Linked DNA regions of Homo sapiens: all the other regions are linked to region 3. Evidence: chromatin contacts called from ENCODE Hi-C or POLR2A ChIA-PET data. All regions are on one chromosome and are shown on one strand. The core of a region is the stretch at or near the end of the contact, and the rest is flanking DNA. Distances in the headings are between cores, read along the strand shown. Region 1 overlaps PLPP3 (phospholipid phosphatase 3). Region 2 overlaps PLPP3 (phospholipid phosphatase 3). Region 3 holds the start of FYB2 (FYN binding protein 2).

Region 1 (4,682 bases), core at 1,461-3,960, 290 kb before region 3:
AACAGACCAGCCCTCTGTCTGTCCAGCAGCTGGAGGCAAGCAGGGCACTTCACCTGCATTACCCAACCGTCTCCAGGAAATCAGAGCAGACACGGCCATGAGAAGAGCATGGGAATCAAATCATGGTTCTACTACTGGTTGAAGGAACTCAAACATGCTGCTTATCCTCTCTGGGCCTTGGTCTGTGGATTTGAGAAATGGGGCATGGATTTTATACTTCACAGTGTTGTTATGAAGTCATGCGTCCTCATGGAGCAGAAGTATTTTGCAAAACTCAAAATTATTCTAAATACTTAGGTAATGATGATCCTTAAAGCCCTTCCATCCGTAGAATATAGAGGACTGACATGGTGAACGTTGCAAAAAAATTTATCAGAAGGCTTGGGCTTGAGCAACAGTCCTGCTGTTACGTACATTTTGGCAGTTCACTTTAATTTTCTGAGACTTACTTAGCAATCTTTTCCCACCATAGATTTTCAGAAAACAGTGTTTGTACCCTAAAATGTTATATTTAGGGTGGTGCAAGAGTAAGTGGTTTTTGCCATTTAAGTAATGTAGTCCAGGGGTTTTTGTAACGGCAAAAACCTCAATTACTCTTGCACCAACCTAATACAAGTGTCTTTATCACTTTAAAATTCCAAAATGTGTCCACAATGCTTATCAAGCAGCTATGGCAAATACTATTTTTATTTGAAAAATGGGGGAAAAAACTAGAAAGTAAAATAACTTCTGCTAAGGCAGTGGCAGCGCTCAGAATTAAACCTAACTTTTCTAGCTAACCTCTTTTTCAAGGATTTCACAGTGATGGCATGCCCCTAAACTATTTTGAGGGCTATCATATCAGAAGGGATCGAAGCTGGAACTGAGCACTGCTCAAATCAAAGGGTGGGTACTTACCACCAAATACAGCATAGTGTACATGGAGAAGGAGGCATGGCCAGAGAAGAAGGACTTCCTGCAAGAGCAAGAGAGGGCCATGAAAGGGCCGTATTCACATCCCTGATACACACTTGTCTGTCTGTCTTCCCTCCCTAGACTGTAACCTTGAGAGCAGGCACTAGGCCCTGTTCATTTTTGCATCCTTGGTAGTGCTTTGGACCCATGCCTGGAACATAGCAGGCACCTATGAATTCATGAATAAACAAAAGAATGAATGAATGAATGTACCTACCCATGCTATATCGGAAGTATTGATTTACATATCTGTCTCAATCATCTGACTGTGAGTTCCTCAAGAATAGGAACTATGCCTTATTCACCCATCTAAACCAGGGCCCAGCTAGTAAGTGCTCACTGAACTGCACTGTATGAAAGGGGTCCAGGCTCTGGCCATGCGGAGGTGGTGTCTCACCTGGCTTCCTGGACTTTGCTGTCATCACCTCTGCATCTGTAGTTCTGAATGTAGCCTTCAGAGCAGTTGATCTGGCTGAAATCAGGGTTGCAGACACTCAAGAAGTGAGGACGCAGGCGCCCTATGGACACTTTGGCAATGTCTGTGAAAGACTGGCTGATGGCACAGCCAAAGAGGAAGCAGCCCACTTGCTTATAGAGTGCTGCCACGTAGGGGTTCTGAATCGTCGACCGCGACTTCTTCAGGTAATAGATCCGGTAGAATTCCCCCGTGATGATCTAAAAGGAATCCAACAGGGGAATTAGGCAGTATCAAGATTCATCATCAACACTGATGCCGTAACGGATATTCAACAACACAGGAGAATATTCAGTATTTGCAAAGGAGTGTCCTAATTTTCTATTTATGAAATATACAGACACAAATATGCACAGAAGAAAAGATCAAAGCGCTAATATAGTTGGGTGTTTTAAGCCCCTTTGTAACAACAAAAATATACAACCAAATATATTTATATGTATATATGTGTATGTGTGTGTGTGTGTGTGTGTGTGTGTATCTTTTTTTTTAAGGGAGAGACAAGAACTTAACTATAGAAAAGAAATACTAAATGAAGAATCAACGACAAGGTAAAGGGTAGCTATGATGTCACAGGGTCTGAGCAAATCTCGAGATTCTGAGATTTGGGGTAAAGGATCACCAACAATGACCTGACTCTAGTAAGGGCCTCAGCCTTGTGCTGACATTGGCCATGGTGAGAGTTTCTGTAAGAAGAGCTGGACACACCATGGTTAAGTCCTGGGGAATTCAGACTCTGCCACCAATCTGGTATCCTTCAGCAATAATCTACATCCTCCAAGCTTTGGCCTTCTGCTCCATAAAAGGAGGCTGCTCACCTTTGCAGTTGTTGGTTCAAATAGGATAACATGAATGGGAAATGACCTGGATCACAGAAAGTGATGCTTTTACTTTTTAGAAGCAGAGTGTGATGAATAGAATACCAGTCTAACAACTAAGAAACTTGTAGTACGATGCCCTTCAGTGTTTGTGAATTTCCTCCAGTCAGCCTGTGCTGTCTTCTCTGAGCCTGACGATCCTTCTCAAATCTTTCTTGATTTTCATACTGTATCTATGATATGATGCTTAGAGGAGATTTATCACTACTGAAAATAATCCACCAATTACTGATTACCTATTATATACCAGACATTGCTTTTATATTCTTTATGTCACGAAATCCTGATGCTCAAGATAGATATAGTGACATCATTTACATTAAGGATGGGGGACAGCTGATGTTCTGTAAGGTAAATGCCTATGATGTGCACAACCACACACCCTGCTGCCTTTGTCTTAACTCCACAGCCCAGCCATGGCCACTTCCTGCTTGTAACCACAGCCCAGAGACAGTGATGGTCAACTCATCACTCACCACAAAAGTCCCTTCACACTTCCTCCCAGGGCAGGATGATGAGTTACACTTGCCCTTTCAGAGGGAAGAGAGCATGTGCACAGCCACAAGGGAAGCAATAGTCTGGCATATCCGGACACTCCTTTGCAAAGGCTCCCAATATTCTTTTACAGTGGAGGAAAGCATCAAGGCATGAGGTCTGATCAAGGTCCTCAAGGGCTCCAAAGTCTGGGGGAGGACGACCACGTAGGAAGGAAACACCAGCTGGGCCCAGGGACAAACAGGTGCAGCAGTGAGAACAGCTATTATCACTGCCAACATTGACACAGTGACTCTGTGTTCATAAATGCTTTATATATAAGAGCTACATTTTGTTTTCCCAGAACATATTGAGTACAATTCTGTATTAGAGGAACATAGGCAAAGGCCACTCTAGCCAGCATCTTGGCATAGCCGTTTCCTGAGAGAGCAAAACTAGTATGGGACCCTGCATAGATGCTCAAAGACTATCAGTTGAAGGAACAAATGAAGGAAAGGGAGCAGGACGGTAGTCCTCAGAGTTGCCTTATTACAAAATTGGAAGTATCCCCTCAACATTACCAAGAATGCTTTGATAACACGTTGCAGAGATTAAACTCCAGGAAGCATGGCAAGTCATTAATGAAAGGGACCATTATATTTAGAAGAAACTTAGGTCCAAATTAGCTCCCATCTAAAGATTAAACCCAGGTGCACTGACTCCCTGCCCAGCATTCTTTCCTACCATTCATGATCTAATTCCCCTTTTGAACCTGTTTATACATTTACCCTATGTAACCTCACAGGCAAACAAGTTCCAGATGTTTATTACCACAATCATGTTCTCTTAATCTTTTTTATTCTTCCTTATTTATAAGTCATATGAGATTTTTTATGCAGGAGGAAGAGCACTGAACTAGGAGTCAAGTAGCCGAGGTTCAAGTCCCTACTTGTTTAGTGAATTTGGGATAAATTGGTTTCTGCATTTGCAAAACGAGGGTGCTAGACTCTGATTTATGACTTCATAACTGCAATGACATTTATTCTCAACTTTCCTGGGCTACGTCCACCATCCACCACTAGCCTGCCAACCAAGCACAGGTAATAAGCAATGGCAGAGGAAAGTTACTTGCTCAGAGATGACACCAGAAGCAGGGAGCAGAACCAAGGCCCCAGATAAAATCCCTGACCTCAGATTGCTCTCTGGTTCCCTGAACCAGACACTGCTACAGATTAAGGAACTGTTTCTAAGCAGGTGTGGCCTGAGGATCAGTCAACACGATTTCCTGTTTGATGCTGAGAAAGAACATGTGAGTTTCCAATGCAAATTAGCATCTCTTTTATGAATTTACTGATTAATCTCAGATGAGTCACCTTTCTGCTCCAGTTACTTTAGGGAGACGGGGTTTGATTACAATTCAGGGATTCTTTTCAGCTCTAATGTCCCATCTCTAAAACTTCCATTTTTAGTGTCACAGTCTTAAGATAGTAAATTGCAAAGTAAAATGTTTCCTTCACTCAAGGGAAAACAAGGAGATGAAAAGAACATTTTGCAGTACCTCAAATTCCTAATAATAATGTTAACAGCAGCCATCTCTTACATTTATTTTGTACTGTAGTTTCATTGAATCTTCTCTGTGAAGAAGATATTCCATTCTACAGATGGAGATACTAAGGCTCTGGGAGACAGTGACTTTTCTGAAGGATTTGAGGCCAGTAAGTGACAGAGTTAAGAGTAGAGCCCAGGTATTCTGACTCTTAAGCTCAAAGACCCACAGCAGACTACACTGAGATAATTTTATCATTTCTATTGTTATTAAAACCAATTTCCACTGCAGAAGAGCAATTGCAGATTTTTAAGGAGAGGGCCAGGCTGAAGCCATTTAGCAGACACATGACTCC
Region 2 (4,907 bases), core at 1,901-4,400, 310 kb before region 3:
TGCCAACCCTGAGACAGCAAGACCAACCCCTCCTCTTCTTCCTCCTCGTGAGCCTACTCAACATGGAAACAACCAGCATGAAGACTTTTATGGTGATCACTTCCACCTAATGTATAGTAAATATATTTCCTCTTCCTTATAATTTTCTTGATAATATTTTCTTTTCTCTAGCTTACTTTATTGTAAGAATACTGTATATAATACATAAAACATACAAAACATATGTTAATTGACTGTTTATGTTATCAGTAAGGCTTCCAATCAACATTAGGCTGTTAGTAGTTTTAAGTTTTGAGGGAGTCAAAAGTTCTATTTGGACTTTTTATTGTGCTGGAGGTCGGAACCTCTAGTCCCCATGTTGTTCAAGGTCAACTGTATTTTGAACAGTTGTAGAGTACTACAAAGATAGTGTCGTTATCTATTGGCGGCCAAAGTTTATTTCTTTGCTTCCTTCTCTCTCCCACATCCATGTTTCTGCCTGCCTAAGAGTGGGGGCCAGCAGTGGCAAGATCAGATTACCTCAAGGTCACATTACTGGGCAAAGAGCTAGACTTCTGCAGGGCCAGAAGAGGTTTGGGAGCTCATTTCATCCATTCCCCTGTGCCCAGGCAGCCCTGGAGTAAATCAGAAGGGAATAGATGGGACTCTCTCCTGTTAGAGAAGGAAGAGGCCTTGCAAATCCATGGCTAAGCATGCTTGGAATTTACTGTTTAGCCCTTTAGATGGAATCAAGAAACTGGGGATTTGGTTCCTACTCTGCTACTATGTGTCCTTGGGCGTGTCCTGGCCTCTCCCTGCACTGCAGTTTCCTTTTGCAGGGGTTGTCATCGCTGAACTCTTCTTCACACTGGCATTCTTGCTGGTGTCTTTTCCCAAGGTCACCTCACTGGGGCAGAGACAAAGAACGCCCTCGCCCTTCCCTACATCTGGAGGAAGATAGCAGCACACAAAAGAGCAACGGCAAGCGGAGCCACACCCCCGGGAAGAGGAAAACCAGGAAAGACTCTGCTGTGTATTTACGAAATCCATGAGCAGCTGCTTCCTCTGCTGAACCCACAGCAATGGCAGCCGGGCCCTCCCCTGACCCCTCCCAGGGGCCCCTAATTTGCCATCTGTTAGAGGGTCAGGGAGGAGGTGACCAGATATGCAAGTTGTCACCAGACAGGAAATGAACCGATGTCTGTTCCTTCGTCCTAGTCCCTGTGTGAGTCCAACTGTAAAGTTCACATCTTTGGTAGGGGTAACTTAGTGAGTGTGTAGGCGGGAGGGGGCTGGGAGAGCCAATATGAGCCTGTGTTTTTTTTTTATTCGTCTGTCTGTTTATGTGTGTCTGTGGTTCTGAGTACGATTGGGTCTGCCCATGCACCTCATGGTCTATCTGGGCTGTGGCCTTCTCCTTTGTCCTGTGTACCTCTGTCCAGATCTCTGAAGGTGTGCAGGCAGGCCTATCCGACCCTAAGTGCTTGTGTCTTTGTGTTGAGTTCATGACACTGTATAGGTTTTCTGTCTGTGCTGGCTTCCATTGTCTTCCTTTTCTGGAAAGCATTCAATTAGTAAGCAATGGAGGAGGAAACCAGACTTCCATTTGACATGTGATTTTTGTCTAGACAAGTCTGCCTGTTGTGACAGGATCTACCCTCAACAGACCCAGGTAAAAGTTCTCGGCTGTCATGCCTGTTGCCTAAGGCTCTGCAGTTATGGAACCAGCATTCTAGGGTTAATGCACTGTACCTCAGTCAGTTACTACAAAGTCAGCTGTGCCATAGAATGTCTGTGCACAAAGGTCATGGAGCTACAAGGCCTCCAGCTTCAATTCACAGGTGAGGAAACTAGGCCCAGAAGGGAAGTGTCTGGCCTGAAGCCACAAGCTAATTCATCATTCACCATTTACCCAATGCTGATGAAGCACCTATTGTGTCAGCTGCTGTACTACATACCGAGAATAAATAATCAGAAGGTTAAGCCATGGATTCTGCTATTAAGGCACCCACAATCTAGCTGAAGAGACAGACATATGAGCAGGCCATGAGTAGATGAGGCCTAAAGCCATGGTAGGAAGAAAGTGCAAAAGGCCATGGGGGACTGGAAGGAAGTGAGACAATACTGTCTCCAGGGACTGGGGAAGTTGTGGAAAGCTGAACAATGTCCCCCAAAGATGCCCGCATCCTAAGTCCCAGAAGCAATGAATGATGCTACATGATAAAATGAGATTAAGTTAAGATCTTGAGATGGAGAGATCATCCTGGGTTATCAAGGTGGTCCCAGCATCTGTAAAAGAGGGAGGCAAAAGGACAAAAGTCACAGAAGAAGGTGTGACAATGGATGCAAAGGCCAGAGAAAGTATATGTGTGTGTGAGAGAGAGAGGGAGAAGTGAAGATTCTATGCTGCTAGCTTTGAAAGTGGAGAATGGGGCCATGAGTCAAGGAACTCAGGTAGCTCCAGAAAGCTAGAAAAAGCAAGAAAACAGATCTCCCCTTAGATCCTCTAGATGGAATGTGTTCCACCTTGATTTTAGCTCAGTGAGACCCTTTTCCAACTCCCAACTTCCAGAACTGTAAGAAAAGAAACTTGCATTCTTTTAAGCCACTAAATTTGTGGTAATTTGTTACAGCAGCCAGAGGCAGCTAATACAGAAGGTTTCATCAGAGATGAGGTGACACTGGAACTGTGTTCCATCAAAGGGGACAGGTATCTAATACAGAAACTCAGGTGTTGGAAAATATTGAAATGTTTGACATGCCGGGAGGTGAAGGGGTGGAGAGATGAGAGGAGACCTGCCAAAGCCTGGGTCTTGGAGTGCCAGCTCTGTGTCAGGCTGTCTGGGGTCAACTCCAGCTTTGCTACCTTCTCTCTGAGTGCTTGGGCTCTCAGCAAATGTCAGCGAAGATTACAACTCAATTAACAGGGAGTCCGTAAAGGCTTGGCTCAGGAGGTTATCTGGCAGACTGGAAAATGGATTCTGTGTTTCTTGGCACCTCAAGTGGTGGCCTTTGTGCCATACATGCTGCTTTTTTATCAATCCTCTTAACCTCAGGTGATGTCTCTGTGTTTCAAAAACCATTCAATACAGCCATAGTTGTGAGTAAGAAGAGAACTTTGCTCCTTCCTGGCATTCCCTGGGACAGCGGCCCTGATTCGTGGGGAAGAGTTCTGTCATGTGGCACAAGCAGAGCAGAGGTCACAGACTCCTGCTTGGCACGTGACAGCTACATTGCACAACCCTGATAAAGCTGCAAAACCCATGAGGCAGATGCCTGTCATCCTACTCATAGTTCCCTCTCCCAGGCACCTGGTGCCTTCATCACATGGTCTCTGGTTCCCCACACCTCCTCACAGATCTACCCATCTCTCCTCAATCCAGGGTCCTGAGCTTTGCTTCTGTCTCCCTCACAATCAAACCCAGGACAACAGAATCCTGGGAGCTTACGGCTGGAAAAGACACTACCTTCTTTCCTCCCAGCTGAACATTTCCAAACTTTTATTCTCAGTAGCCACAGCTTCCAGGCACTTCCCTGTCCTGGCCTCTCAGATGGCTTCAATGAAATGAATCTCTCAGTGCTGCGATTCCAAGCCATTCTGGACCATGAGGTCCCACTGAGCACAAGGCTGGGTGTCAGGCATTTGGAGAAAAATGATAGGTAAGATTGAGTCCCTGTTCTTGCATGTTCACAGGTGAGTGAGTAAAAGGCAGGGAAAGAGATTTATCACCCCTTTCCAAACCATCTTTACATTGTAAATCAGGCTTTCAAACTCAAAGCAATAACTGGATCCACCCAAAGGGTTAGGAAGGACTCCGTGACACAATTAAATGATACTCTTTAAGCAGCTAACTATGGAGCTTCTGTTTCGGGTTAACTGCAGGGCCTTCAGCTTCAGGGACCCCTTCTCCTTGCAGAGTGCAGAGGGCATAGCTTTGAGTCCATGAGAATCGTGGTGCAGCTGTCTATTAGCTCTCTGACCCTGGATGACTTAAGTTACCTCTCTGAGCTAGTTACTTCTGTAAAATGGCTGTAGTACAATGGCTTAATGTGACTAAAAGAAGACAGTGGGCAGCTGGGCACAGTGGCTCACACCTGTAAACCCAGCACTTTTGGAGGCTGAGGCGGGCGGATCACCTGAGGTCAGGAGTTCAAGACCAGCCTGGCCAACACAGTGAAACCCCATCTCTACAGAAATACAAAAATTAGCCAGGCATGACGGTGGGTGCCTGTAATCCCAGCTACTTGGGAGGCTGAGGGGGAAGAATCTTCAACCTGAGAGGCAGAGGTTGCAGTGAGCCGAGATCGTGCCATTGCACTCTAGCCTGGGTGAGAGAGCGAGACTCTCAAAAAAAAAAAAAAAAAAAAAGGAAGACAATGGGTAAAGTATCAGAATGGTACCAGCAGAGAGTAGGTGCTTTGTAAACGCTAGGATCAAATTCCTATACTGTGCTACAGTCAGCGAGAGCCAAACAGGACACAAGTCAGAACCTTCATTTCACTTCTTGGAAATAAGCCATAGTCCTCCCGAACGCTCTGTCTAATTGCTTATGGCCCATGTTTTAGGATATAAAAGAGAGGAAGGCTAGTAAGGATCCCCCAACCTTTTAATTTTTTTAACTGGGGGTGCAGGGGACTCCAATTAGGGCAGTGGCGCCAAGAAGGAACCACAACAGCAGGCCCCCGCGGGCTGTCCTCCTGCTGAGAGCAAAGCTCAGAAGGGCACAGTCAGCAAAGGGTTACCCTTCAGTGCAAACACCCATCCCCCACTGTCACCTCACATTAAAGGGCCAGGCACCAGAGAACAAGCCGGTCAGTGACAGCTGCTCTCATTAACGGTTTGCTCCCCCAGGTTCTCTCCCTTCTGGCCTTTACTTTTAAAAAGAAAAAAGAAAAAGAAAGCAAGGGAGAAAGCCATTAAAACAGCC
Region 3 (4,981 bases), core at 1,399-3,898:
ATTCCTAATCTGCTTTCAAACCTGCTCTGTGTTAAGTCATCTTGGTAAACCTTGATTCCACTCTTCCAGATGTTCCAGCTTTACAAGTTGGAGTCATCAACAATTTTCTTTTTTTTTTTTTTGTCTAATCCATTAGTAAATCCTGCTGACCCTACCTTTAATCTATTTCCAGCATCTGACCACTTCTAGCCACTTCATTGCTAAGACTGGTCTGAGCCACCAACCTCTCTTGCTTGGATTACTGCAATAATCTCCTACCTGGTCAGCCAGCTTCTGCACTTTCTGTCCCTAGTATCTATTTTCAAAACAGTAGTCAGATGATCCTTTTAAAATGTAAGCTGGATTGCGTCATTGCCTGGTCCACAATGCCCAGGTGGCTCTCCATTTCGCTCAGAGGAAATGCTTGAGTTTCAACAATGGCCTCCAGGGCCCTATATCATCTGACCCCACTCTCTGAACACTCCTTCACTTCCTCCAGCTCCAGTCATTCCTTGAAACACCCACGACCTTCTGCCTCAGGGCGTTTATATCTGCTGTTACTTCTCTGTAGAATGTTCTTCTCTAAGATATCCACACAGCCCATTAATTCCTATACCTTTTCCAAGTTTCTGCTCAAATGCCACCTTCCATTGACACCTTTCTTGAAATGGTCTCATTGAAAATAGCAGTCCCTCTTCCTGCCTGACCATCCTTATACCCTTCCCTGCTTTGTGTATCTACATTGCAGTTACTGCCATTTGACCCATATATAGATTTTTTTGTCTTCTCTCACTAGAATATGAGGTTTAGGAAGGCAGGTATCTTCAACCGTTTGGTTCACTGCTGCATCTGCAGCACCAAAGCAGGACCTGACCACACAAACCATGTCCTCAATAAATATATATTGAATAAATGAATATTTTGTTAATTTTAAAAAATGAAACCAATCCTTCTTTCAAGATGAGAAACCACTCTTATTTCTCTCTTGATTTTTTTCTCTCTCTGAGCAGTGAAAGTTATATAATCATATTAGCTTATCCCATAAAAATGTGATTAGCTAACAAACATGCTCTTTTGTACATTTTTGTCTAATTTGCCTAACATTCTTCCTGCTGTCCTATTGTAATCCTTGCTAGCGATGCTTGGCTTATAGTTGGCACTGACACATGTAAGCTCATGTCCCAGCTCTGCTGCCAGTGGTATGATACTGAGCAAGTGATAACATTGTCAGTTACCTCATCTACAATAAATGGGGCAATGGCATAGACCACACTGTATTGTCATCAGATAAACTGAAATAATGGATGCCAGTGCGGATCCTGGCCCATCAGAGATGGGGAAAATGTAAGTCAGTTTCCTTTTCTTACAAGCACGCTAAATCTATTCAGCCTGGCACTTTCCCGTCAAGGAGGAGTTTCTTAAAAATTGCTAAGTGGTATGGTCGAGGTGGGGGTGGCGGGGAGAACTCAGAGGAGGGAGATGAAGTCATACCAACATGCCCCTGCTCACCCCTTTCCAAAACTCAGCTATTTGGACTGGAGTGATTTGCCACAGAGAGAAACATGCCCTTTGCCCTGAGACAAAGGGGAGCTTTTCCTGACCAGCAAAAGCTAAAATGGATCCTCTGCCCTGATTTAAAACCAAACTTGTGGGTGAGAAGCCACATGATTCATGGGAGAAAATGACTTGACTCCAAATATATAATAAAAAGTATGGAAGCAACACACACACACACACACACACACACACACACACACACACACACATGCACACGCACATCAAAAGAAACTGACTTACTGAAGACGGAAATAGAGGAGAGTGGAGAATTGGAGAAGGAAAAAGGAAGATGTGGTCAGTCAGGCAAGACGTCTCCAACTGTGCCAACAGCACTCAGCCATCCAAGGGGCAGGGAATGCTGGCGTAGGGCAGGATACTTTTCCATACATCTCTATTTATACAAGCACCTCTGATAGTCTCACAAAGTAGTTATTGTACCAGTAATTCTCTTTCATGAGTGAGGGACCCAGGGCTCAGGATGACGGACACACTTGCCCCAGGCCACACAGTTAACAAGGAGCAGAACCCGGTCTAGAGCCACAAGCCACAAAAGAGCAATGCACAGCCGGCTTCCTAGCACCAAGCACTGCTCTCTGACCAGGAGGCCCGCTAATCACTGCAGAGGCCAGATACAGTCCACAAGGGCAAGTAAACACAGAGAGAAGCCAGCGGGCGCTTCAACGGAGGATCTGGGAATAGGTCAGGAGTCCAGCTGGCTGGGTAGAGCTAGGCCACATGCTGTCATTCCTCAGCACCTCCTGTCCCCTCACACTCCAGGTGGCACAGGACATGGCACACTCCTCTTCCCTCCCACCCGCCCTGAGCAAAGCCAGTGTGAGCAGAAATGCACTGGCTGACACCTGACATGTTTATTCCTGCCCAGGAGGCAGCACACACAAGCAGTTTTTCCCCAGGGCTCTCAAGTGGGAGGAACTTGTCCTGCAAGAAAAGACACACAGAAAGCCAGCAACAAAACTGAGACAGCCTTACCCCTTCCATTGCTTTCCTCCAAGGCAGAGTCAGGGAAACAAGCCCAGCCTCTCAGAGCTGGGTCCTGGGGCCAACAATCCGCTTTCCTCTGTCTCTGCTAGCCAGGGAGCAATCACTTCCCACAGGACACACCTGAGCCCAGGCTCCCCACCTGCCCCATCTGGGCCGAGGCTCCTCCCTTGCCTGGGGCTGGGCCAGGGCCGGCCGCCATCCTCCCAGCTTGGCTTAGACCAGCACCTGCAGGGGACTGGGGAGAGTACTCCACCTGCAGTCCTGCCAAGCCCACCTCTTCTCAGCAAGCGGCTCTTCCCGTTGCTCCCCTCCGGCTGGTCTGACAGTCACTCACTCTCCAGGGCATTTGTGCCCAGGCAGCAGGAGCTGTGAAGGAATGGGGATGGCAGGCTCCTGTTAGTACAGACCATGCAGGCTGGACAGTGTGATCCCCGTTAGTAACAACCTCTGCCAGCTCCGCCCCTGCAGACGGCTACTTAATTTCACAAACCCTTTCTCACGGTCAGGGAAACCAAAGCCCAGCAGGACAGCATGCCTAAGCCCACAGGGGGATTTAGTGGAGGCCAGAAAAGGAGTTAACATAAAGGAGCACCCTGTTTTTGGCCTGGTGTTTATTGAGGCATTTGGATTCCCATTTTAAAAGGTGAAGAATGGCCGGGTGCAGTGGCTCACACCTGCAATCCCAGCACTTTGGGAGGTCGAGGTGTGTGGATCACTTGAGGTCAGGAGTTTGAGACCAGCGTGGCCAACATGGTGAAACCCTGTCTCTACCAAAAATATAAAAAAAATTAGCCAGGTGTGGTAGTGGGTGCCTGTAATCCCAGCTACTTGGGAGGCTGAGGCAGGAGAATTGCTTGTACCTGGGAGGCAGACGTTGCAGTGAGCCGAGATCATGCCACTGCACTCCAGGGGGACAGAGTGAGACTCCGTCTCAAAAAAAAAAAAAAAAGTGAGGAAACTGAGTCTCAGAGAGATGGTAACACCTGCCCATGGTCACATAGGTAGTAACTAGAAGAGCCAGGGTTGGAACCCAGATCTGGCTGACTCTAAAGTGATTTTATTTTGCTGGGGTTATTTTTGTTTGTTTGTTTTTCTGACAGAGCTGGAGATGGAAACCCAAACCTCAGTTGCCAGTTTTGGGGCTTTCAGCTCTCCCGGGGTTGGGGATGGGCAGAGTGGGTGGCCTGCGCCCTGCTTTATGTGTAACCGGTGTGACTTTTCTTGCTTTGTCAAGTTCTTAGAAATCTTCTCCTGTCCTGACCAGGGAGAGGCGGGGTGGAGCACAGGTGAGGAGACCCCGCCTGAGGGCCATTTCCTCTAACAGGTGATTCCCAAACCTGGCTGATCACCAGAGCTGCCTGGGAATCTATCAAAAATACAGGATTCAAGTCCCAGACAAAACACTGCATCAATGCTTCTGGCCCAGGGACTGGCAGTTTGGGTTTTATAAAAGCCTTTGAGGTCTATGTATTTTAAACTTTATTAATGAATGACTCACAGTAAGATGTACCTTTTACATCCTTCCTCAACACACATACACATCAGCTAAAAGAAAAACTCCCCAAAGCAGTACTCACTCTTACCTTGTGTAATCGTGCTGATATTTTCCATTCTGTTCTGAGCCATGACATGCCATTGAATTAAATAAATGGTAGCACTTTCTTGACTTCATGACTCTCTGTTTGGCCAACACTGCTGTGTAGACTCTGCTCCCAGTCAGTTGGGGGGCCTATTTCTGAAGCTAAAGGGGACCCAGGCCAAAAGTCATCTGTAACTTTCCCTTAGCACTCTGGTTCATGCTCCTATGTGTATAAGTTTGTAAATAAAACAGTGGAGGAAGCTCTCGGGAGAACTTGGAGCCCTCCCCGCAGTCCCAACTGATAATTGGGCTGTCAAATTCCCTTTGCTCCTAGTGCAAGGGCTCCCCCTAGTGGCCTCAGGCCAGCCTACACTGGCAGAGTGGGTGGAGCAGGGCAGCAGGACTCTCATCTCCGCCTTCCTGGGAGGTCTGCGCATTTTGCTTTGGTTTCTGGCTAGTTACAGTGCTAGGTCCTAGGCACTAATCATTGGTAGCTGTTAGGGGTGGGTACTGTTTTGCCAGTCGGCTTAAGAGCTATGACTCTTGGAATGGCAGAGGATCCCTTGCTGTATGTCTTACGATCCTCTAGGTGCTAAACTCAGTTTCCCCACTAGCTGCTGGTCTTGGGAAAGTCAACTCTGAGATGTATGTTTCTCATCTGTAAAAGTAAACAAGAGTCTGGCAGCGTTGGCTTAAGGACAAATGGCCATGGGAAAATCTCCTGATAGGGTTGCTTAGCAATGAGTAAACACCAGTAATGTCAGTTCCTCTCTTTCTTTCCCCTCTCCTCCTCAATGGTTGGTGGCTGTGTCATTGTCAAAGTGCCCATGTAGCACTTGGATATACAAATGAAGTAGCATCATT

Evidence for each region. Hi-C counts contacts between places; a loop is a spot of excess contacts on that map. ChIA-PET counts read pairs that join two places held with the same protein, here RNA polymerase II (POLR2A). Pooled maps may share reads with other maps.
Region 1: a map with no recorded cell type shows a loop between it and region 3 (13-fold over the local background). The contact joins the enhancer-like site here to the promoter of FYB2 in region 3. A Hi-C loop is called at or near these places in 7 of 37 single-sample maps with no recorded cell type and 5 of 50 pooled maps. POLR2A ChIA-PET finds 5 or more read pairs at or near these places in 1 of 52 experiments (activated T-cell).
Region 2: a loop to region 3 is called in a pooled map, with 2.9 times the contacts of the local background. The contact joins the enhancer-like site here to the promoter of FYB2 in region 3. A Hi-C loop is called at or near these places in 1 of 37 single-sample maps with no recorded cell type and 3 of 50 pooled maps.

What each region holds. Positions count from the first base shown.
Region 1 is chr1:56,522,926-56,527,607 of GRCh38, forward strand. It overlaps PLPP3 (phospholipid phosphatase 3), which reads right to left. Exons shown (of 6, transcript NM_003713.5): 3 at 1,352-1,629; 4 at 898-955. Among named protein-coding and RNA genes, the nearest start is that of PLPP3, 54 kb to the right of the region's middle. RefSeq lists an enhancer at 2,806-3,085. Within about 2 kb of position 2,711, at least 7 of the 41 ENCODE cell types and tissues checked have a DNase peak (open chromatin) inside an H3K27ac peak, as active enhancers do.
Region 2 is chr1:56,505,506-56,510,412 of GRCh38, forward strand. The region is part of intron 5 of PLPP3 (phospholipid phosphatase 3); the gene reads right to left. Among named protein-coding and RNA genes, the nearest start is that of PLPP3, 72 kb to the right of the region's middle. RefSeq lists an enhancer at 4,450-4,907. Within about 2 kb of position 3,151, at least 14 of the 41 ENCODE cell types and tissues checked have a DNase peak (open chromatin) inside an H3K27ac peak, as active enhancers do.
Region 3 is chr1:56,816,756-56,821,736 of GRCh38, forward strand. FYB2 (FYN binding protein 2) reads right to left here and starts at 2,649. Exons shown (of 20, transcript NM_001004303.5): 1 at 2,527-2,649. The coding sequence starts at 2,535.